2 separate regions of the Homo sapiens genome follow, and region 2 is linked to region 1. The links are chromatin contacts, found by Hi-C or POLR2A ChIA-PET in ENCODE. All regions are on one chromosome and are shown on one strand. The core of a region is the stretch at or near the end of the contact, and the rest is flanking DNA. Distances in the headings are between cores, read along the strand shown. Region 1 holds the start of DCLK3 (doublecortin like kinase 3). Region 2 overlaps TRANK1 (tetratricopeptide repeat and ankyrin repeat containing 1).

Evidence for each region. A loop is a pair of places that touch in the nucleus more often than their neighbours do. ChIA-PET counts read pairs that join two places held with the same protein, here RNA polymerase II (POLR2A). Pooled maps may share reads with other maps.
Region 2: a pooled map shows a loop between it and region 1 (2.7-fold over the local background). The contact joins the enhancer-like site here to the promoter of DCLK3 in region 1. A Hi-C loop is called at or near these places in 2 of 168 maps with a recorded cell type or tissue (Right ventricle myocardium inferior and astrocyte of the cerebellum), 1 of 37 single-sample maps with no recorded cell type and 3 of 50 pooled maps. POLR2A ChIA-PET finds 5 or more read pairs at or near these places in 1 of 52 experiments (activated T-cell).

Annotation. Positions count from the first base shown.
Region 1 is chr3:36,761,919-36,766,147 of GRCh38, forward strand. DCLK3 (doublecortin like kinase 3) reads right to left here and starts at 2,635. Exons shown (of 5, transcript NM_001394672.2): 1 at 2,264-2,635. The coding sequence starts at 2,345.
Region 2 is chr3:36,841,049-36,845,115 of GRCh38, forward strand. TRANK1 (tetratricopeptide repeat and ankyrin repeat containing 1) reads right to left here. Exons shown (of 24, transcript NM_001329998.2): 18 at 1,574-1,662. Among named protein-coding and RNA genes, the nearest start is that of LINC02033, 21 kb to the left of the region's middle. Within about 2 kb of position 2,308, at least 2 of the 41 ENCODE cell types and tissues checked have a DNase peak (open chromatin) inside an H3K27ac peak, as active enhancers do.

The DNA of each region.
Region 1 (4,229 bases), core at 1,385-3,884:
AAGAAAACCAAAACATCTGCCTGAAATATTCAAATATTTAGGGGAAAAAAGGGGAAAATCCCTCTTTGGGGGATTTTTTCTTGGGAAAAAAGAGAAGCCAGAAATGAGATCCTGGGACAACTAAGCAACTCTGTTTTTTGCTTTTCTGAGCACCACGCCACCATGATCATTGAGTACTGTGTGCACTGCCAAAGAAGCACTGATCAGGGGGCTAGTGGACACTGAACACCTGTCTGCCAATCCGTTGCCTGGGCATGGGGATCCATCTGCCCAGAAGGGAACACCTTTTGTGAATTCATACAAAGGCACCCTACAGGTTAGCATGGGCTACCTATTACCGATGTTAGTCATGTTTGGATAACATAGGAAGAATAAAAACATTGACAGTGAGAAGGGTCCATGTTTTTATCTGGATTCCTTAGAATCAGATCCTGAGATAAGAATTCCTATGAAAGTGTATTAGGAGATATTCCTAGGAAAAAATGGTAGGGATGTGAAGAAGTAAAACAAGAAAAAGTAGCAAGCCAAGCGAGGGAAACAAGCCAAGCAAAGAACCATAGAGGTCAATTTGACACAACTCCACATTGGATCTCTGGAAACAAAGGATGTCATGCTTCAGAGTGTCCCAATCAAGGGCAAAGAAGCTGGACTATTTATACTCCAGCACCCATCAGTCATTGAGGAGGGGCTGCCCCAGGGGAGATGTAAATTCCCAGGCACTCCCTGTTCTGAGTCCCTACAAACATAGGCTCTGCCGCCCAAGGGTCATCCTCCAACAAAGAGATGGAGGGACTGGCAATTGGAAGTGAAGGCACCCAGGGTACCAATACGCACCAAGATGGCAAAGCTCACCATAAAAGAACATGACTCAAAAATCTTTCAAACCTAAATGAAAGGAGTTACAGAACATCTTTCAGAAAACACTTTCTGCCCCTCTTTGTTCTTTCTTCAGTGAAGCAATTTAAATATTAAATTGAAATGCTTTTCTAAAGTTGGGCTGTGAGGCAAACCCAATACTCTTTTCTTTTTTTTTTTCTTCCTGAGGGTCTTGCTTCTTGCTACTTTATCCTAAGGATAAGCACAATGCTTGCCTATTGCTGTAGATGCCTCATTGATCAAGATCATTAGCTCAACATCAGCCCAACAGATCTCCACTGTAAGCAGTTACACAGACACTTCACAGCTCCTAATACAATCATCAAAGTGCAGGGCCACCTAATTAATGCCAAGAGGTTTTATGACAGCCAATGATGAAGGTGGGACCCTGCTTCAATTTAACAGCTGTCATCTTGGACAATACATCAAGGAAAGGAAATGGAATCAACTAGGAGGGGGTGAGGTGGAGGAATGACTAACTGTTAGGATTGAATAACAACGGAGTTCCCTCCACAACTTCTCACACACTTCCCCCCTCCCAGCAGGCAGATACTCTGAAAAGGTGTCCCCAGACGCCTCTGCCAAGGACTGGCACAGCCTTCTCCCTTCCTCACCACACCTCGCCCCCAGGGCCAGACATGGAAAGGAGTGTAAATGTGATCCTATATTTGAAATTAATTGATAGGATATTTCACGAGCTCAGATTTTTTTATATTAATTCCCAAATGCTCTGCCTGTATCCTTTTTCCTAATCATCTTTGGTTCTTCTGTGTTTCTTTAGTTCTAAGGAGGGTTTCTTGTCATTTAGATGGGTCAGAGACCTCTAGAGACCTGGATCCAACTCCAGCTCCGCTGCTATGGAGCCGTGTGACCCTGGGCAAGGCACGAGCTCTGTGGGCCTCAGTTTTCTCATCTGAGAAATGGGGATAATTCCATTCTTTACAGATTTGTGGAGAGGATGAAATACGCTTAACTCTAGGTGAAGCGCTTGGCATGTTGAGTTGCACAATAAATGTCAGCTCCCTCCCTGCGCCTTCTCCCTTCTGCAGCCTCACCGCACCTGCACCTTGAAAGACACCCAGTGCGTTTCCCAGGAAGGGCCCCCCTGCTGGCGAGGGAAATAAAATCAGCTCCGGAGAGCGTTATTCCCCTAGAAAGCAGGTTTCAGGTGGTGTACACCCGCACGCGCGCGCGTTTACACACACGTACACACACATACACACGTACACACACATACACACACACAGTCCTCCGTACACCCACGCGGGGTCTGGCACTGCTGCTACATCCCGCACGGAGCGGGGTCCAGAGTTAGGGCGAATGAGTCCTCCCGCCCCCGCCAAGGTGGCGCCCAGAACGGGTCGGTGCCGGAGCGCACGGTACTCACCCGGGGCAGGCCGCGCCGGGCAGGCTGGGGCTGGCCGGGCCGGGGGCGGCGGCGGCTGCGGGGCTGGAGTGGCGGCGGGCATGGCGCGGCGGCGGGCTCGGGGAGAGCCTGGAGCAGAGGTGGCAGCGCGGGGACGCGGCTCGACGGTCGAGCAGGCGCGGGAAGGCGGGGCGAGACGAGCAGCCACGAGCCCGCGCCGACTCTCCCTCTTCTCTCCCTCCCGCCGCCCGCCGCCCGCCTGCCAGCCCCGCGCCGCGCAGCGCCCGGCGACAGCCACCGGGAACGTCTCCGGGGGCGCGGGACTTAGCAACCGCGCACCAGCTGCAGCCGCCCTCTCTGCGCCGGTCCCGCCATGCGCGCCGCTCCTGGCCCTGGAGGCCGGGCGGGGCCGGGCTTTGAACTTGCTCCCACACCCCCTGCTTCTCCAGTGAGCGCCCAAAGGCGGTCCCGCCTCTCCCCGGTCAGCGGAGTCCAGCCTTTCTGCTCTCCTTCCCCGCGCAGTTCCGCGGTGGAACCTGGCTGCGCTGGGTTTTGAACGTGCGCTTTGCCCCTGTTCTCTGTGGGTGGGTGGCAGCCCAAAGGCGACCCCAGGACCACCAGCCATCCTCGTGCCTCCCTGCAGGGCAGGGGCCAGACTTTCCACACCACTTCCTTCCTCCTATCCCATTCCCGCTCCTTGGATACACTGACCGTAGGTCCCAGGGCCGTTCTACTCTAACACCCTTGTTGCCCCCCAGATTCAGAGACCTGCTTACACTCTGGTCCACACCCATGGTCTCAAAGACTTAGGCTGCAAAACGTTCCTCCAGCCTAGTGGCTTCTTGGTACCATCTGAAGGCAGCTCGATGGCCCCTTGCTTTGTTGTACCTCTTCCCAGCACCACACACCTGTTCCTCATATTTGCAGGTCCCTCAGGTCTGCAGTGCGGGGTCTGGGGACCCATATTCCCGGGTACTGACTCCCAGATCTCTCCTGCGTCAGATAATAAATTCACTGGATCAGCCATACCCTTCTCTCCACAGGGCCGTTGACATGATTACAGAGTGGTCTGGCTTTTGCCTTTATCAATCAAGTCACAAAGTGGTCTTGTCTGTTGGGTCTGATGTTGCTGTTCTGTGAAATTGTTTATGCTCAACAGAACGCCAAGGCCGAGCTGATAGAACCAGACCAGCTCCCAGATGGCAGGGGCTGTCTTTCTCTTTATCACACATAACAAGAAGCCTGGAAGAAGGCTCCTCTGTGTGTGTTCAGCTGCTCAGGGATGACGTTAAGGACTCAGTCTCTTTCCATGATTCCACATGGCCACCTTCAACATCTTGCCTTTTCTCCTCAGACTTGTTGCCTCAAGGTTCCAAAATGGCTGCAACAGCCATGCCATGATGCTGCTGTGCAAAAAATAACTCCTGGTTCTAGCTGGTTTGTTGGCCAGGTACTCTGAAGTCATCATCAAGGACAGTTTTCAGCAATCCAGTTCACCAATGGTGAACACAACAAATGCCCTGCCTTCAAGTCACTCACCTTCTAGTAGGGGGAGACAGATAATAAAATACACAAGTATGGTGATAAATAGTATGAAGAAAAATGAACCAAGAAAAAGGGAATGTGATTATGTAAGTTGAGTGGTTGGGAAAGGTAACATTTGAGTAAAAACCCGAAGGAAGAACCTATTGGAAATCTCTCTGGGAGACAAGTGTCCTTGAGATACTTACACACTTTCTTTTTAAAATCACTTACTTTTCTCTTTAACAGCCACTCTTCCTGGCCCTATCACCTATATTTTAGGAGAAAATAAAAGTTAAATAAACTGAGTTTTAGTAAAAAGGTTTAAGCTTTGTAAAGGAGAGATCAGATGACTTGTGTTTTCTTCCTTGCAAAAGCAGCAATCTCACAGTGTTTAATTATTGGCTGGATTATCATGATTTAAATACGAACTAGATATACACATATCAAGCAATCACAATGAACA
Region 2 (4,067 bases), core at 1,058-3,557, 79 kb after region 1:
TTCTCCAGGCATGTCAGATCACAGATACCTCACACTGTGGCTTCTGTTAAGTCCTGAACTTGTGATTTCATTGTCCTCATCACTTCCCAGAACCTTTACTCAGGCCCAACTCCATGAAATTCCAATGAGAAGAAGGATCATTAGAGAAGCAGGACAAGCCCTCCATAGAAAACACTGTTGCAAAACATTTGTTCCAAAGCGGCAAGAGAAAGTGCAGATACTTTTCCTGTAACATTTGAGGAGCTGGAGCCTCCTAACATGAACACTGAGGTGTAGAAAGAAAGATGGTGATCTTTCCAAAACCCAGATCCAGTTGTTGTTTCAGAAAACATCATCTGCAGCTGCATGCATGCGGAACTCCAGGTGCCTGGGGTAGAGAAATCTTAGGGAAATGAGCATTTGGTATGGTCATGCCTGTGGTGTCAGACACTGCTGTTAGTTACCCACAGCAGTTCCTCCTCTCTTTCTTGCCTTTTGGCAGAACTTACCACCCACAAAAGGTTAAAACTGCCAGATGGGATTGCTCTCCCAGACTCTCTTGCAGCTAGGAAGGTGTATGTGACCTAGTACTGACCAATGAGATATAGAAGGAAGACCACTGAGGACTTCATGATAAAAAAAATAGAGAGATCAATGAGAAGAAAGTGCCTGCACTTCATTCCTGCTTGGAATTCTGCTGAGGGAACGGAGCACTTGGAACTGCCACAGGAGCCATTAGGCAACCAATGAAAGGGAACATCTCAGACAAGCTGCAGATGACACAGGGAAGAGATGGAATGAGACTGGGCCCATGTTGACTTTGTTGAACTGCAGAACCAACCCTAAGACCTGACTTGTTGTTATTAGATTAAAGCAAAAAAAAAAAAGCACTCTTTTAGTAGGGTGTTTAAAACTTGCAGGTGAAGTCATCACCACTATTTCAAGGGAGACACACATCCCAGCCATGGTGCCCCACCCAAAACCCTGTGATGTGCAGGAATGCTGACTTTGGGAAAAGCAACATGGCTCTTTAACCTGGTTTCAAAATGTAAAGAGGTCTGCTACAGAGATAACACTTCCTGGAAGAAAACTGCTCAGGACCACTAACACGGCTTGTAACTGGAAATTGGTCAGTGCAGTGTAATAAAAAGCCTTAACCTATCTTCACCAGACTCAGATTGGCAATGAAATCTGTTTGATCAATTTGAAAAAAATCAAATGAAAGATCAAATGAAAGATCTTTTACTGCTTTAAAATGCAGTATGATGATAGCAAAGCTTTTAGGCATAGAGTACAGGAGGGAAAGAAAATATATACAAGGATTCCTTGGTGGGGCAAAGGCCATAGCCCTTCATGATCTATCAGCACATGCTGGCACTTGGCCAAAATGAAGAGTTGTCATGCCTGCACTGACCAGAAAAGGAGCAGGACAGGAAGCTCTCCTCATCTTGAGGTGACCTGATGTTTCAGAACACGTGGCACAAGCACCATTACGCTCATCCTTTCCTGGTGACAAACACCATGATGTGAAACCTGCCTGTGAGGTCTGACGAGGGCACCAGTGACAAGGACCCCTCCTAGTCCAACCCCTTACCTTCCAGCACTGGTGCTTGGCGTAGTAATCTCCCTGTGCAATCCACTCCGCAGGAGTTGAGGTCTTAACGAACATGCTATCATCAAAGTCTAAAATGAGAAAGAAAAGTGTGTTTGCTTCTCTGGGCTTTCTTTCACTTAAAACTGTTGTTATGGGCTGAGTTGCATCTCCTCCGCCAGCCATCAAATTCACTTGTTAAAGTCCTAACTCCCGGTACCTCAGAATGTGGCTGCATTTGGAGAGAGATAGGGCCTTTACAGAGGTGACTAGGTTAAAATGAGGCCATTAGGATGGCCCCTCATCCAATCTCACTGGTGTCCTTAGAAGAAATTAGAACACGGGGCGACCCCAGGGGCAAGAGAGCACAGAGGAAAGACCACGTGAGGACACAGAGTGGCTGGCTGCAAACCAAGGAGAGAGGCCTCAGAAGAAACCAACCCTGCCAACACCTTGATCTTGGACTTCTAGCCTTCAGAACTGTGAGAAAATACATCTCTGTTGTTTAGGCCATCTAGTCTGTAGTATTCTGTTATGGCAGTCAGAGCAGACTGACCTGTGTTGTCTTTCTAGTATTCATGTAAGATATATTTTAACTTACCAAACCACATTTGTGAGGTTATTGAAAGGAGGAGGTAGAGGGGAGAAAGGATGTGGTTTGGTTTTTAAGTTTTGGTCTACTTTCCTATTCTATGGCTACAAATCAGAAGACAGAAATTAAAAATTCCTCCTTGAAAACCCAAAGTCAAGTGGCTCTTAGCAAGCTCCCAGGCCAGGGCTTCAGCAAGAAAAAAAAGGTGACAAATTTTACACTATTTCCAAATGTGCAAACTTTGCCCTCATCACAATAAGTAATCTGACACATTCCTATTGGTGGACAGAGACCATTGTCACCACCTGCTGTCCATCCCTTCTGTTATCCTCACTAGCCTGCTGGTGACTATTTCAGCACTGCACCCCACCCCCACCCTGCCACCTGCATCCCCCAGAGTATCACTAGACAATGGGTGACAATCCCTGCAAGTTCTGAGCCACAGATTCATGAAACACACAAAATACAGTGAATACCAGGGTAATACTGGCAGACAAATCAGAGCTGAAGGAATCAGAGACACCTAGGCCAATGGATATCAACAGGGGAGTGAGGCAGACAGGTCAGATTTGTTTAGAAGGTGCAAAAACACGTTAAGCATCACAACCTGATCCCTCCCTGCTCGCCCTCTGCTGGTGCTGTGTAGCAGTACAGTGATGACTTAGCATCTTGTTCTGACTCCGTATGTGCTGCTATGAGTGCCCCTGTGACATTTAATTCCCACGGCAAAACCCCATCCATATTATCTCAAAATAGGGCCAGTGAACTCTGCAGATGCCATGTAAAAGAAACACAAATTACATAATCACCATACTGAATCCAAACACAATGGGAACAGATGCTTTAGAAGACTTTACTATGTACAACTTAAAATTTGTAATTAAGACTGCACTTTTTCTTGCATTCTTAATGCTGCCAAAACATAAAATAAATTGTGATCTGTTTTCATTTTGAATTTTTAAATTTAAAAAAGTCACTTAGCTTCTATGATCTTTGGTTTTTTAGTTTGTTTTTTGTTTTTTGTTTTTTGTTTTAAGATGGAGTCTTGCTCTATCACCCAGGCTGGAGTGCAGTGGCACAATCTTGGGTTACTGCAACCTCCACCTCCCAGGTTCAAGCAATTCTCCTGCCTCAGTCTCCTGAGTAGCTGGGACTACAGGCATGCACCACCACACCGGGCTAATTTTTGTATTTTTAGTAGAGATGGGGTTTCACCATGTTGGTCAGGCTGGTCTTGAACTCCTGACGTCAGGTGATCCGCCCACCTTGGCCCCTCAAAGTGCTGGGATTACAGGCATGAGCCACCACGCCCAGCCATATGATCTCTTATAGTGGATGCCAGAACATACTTGGGGAATAAAGGGGGATGAGCTGAAGGAAAGATTGAGAATGCCCATGCTAGGCCAATCCACTCATTTTCCTTTGGGAGAGAAGGTGGGACCTGAACAAGGTCATGTCATTACACAGGTAGAAAGTTTTTATGAGAAGCTATGTTTTGTTTTTTTAACTCCTAGCCTTTGACTTTTCCCATCACAATAGTCAAGTCTTAGGATAAGAAATCTAATCCTAGTCGCCAACCGAGCCATCAGTAATAACCAGAAATAGCCTCCAAACTGGCTGAGGAATGCTCAGGACAAACCTCTCTCCAGCAGCCAAACTCTGCTCCTTGCTCTACCCTTATAGAAATGAACAATAGCCTTGAGGAGACGACTTGACAACTAACCCTCAAGAAAGACAACAATTTTCTCCTTCATGAAGGGCTGATTATTTCTCTTCTCAGTTATCGTATCAGGAGAACTTCACTTCGTTAGGTAGCCTTTGCAAATTATGAAAAAAAAATACACAATTAAAAAAAAACCCTGCAAATAGCACAGAGGTAAGAAGGTGAAAAGTAAAAAGTGTCCA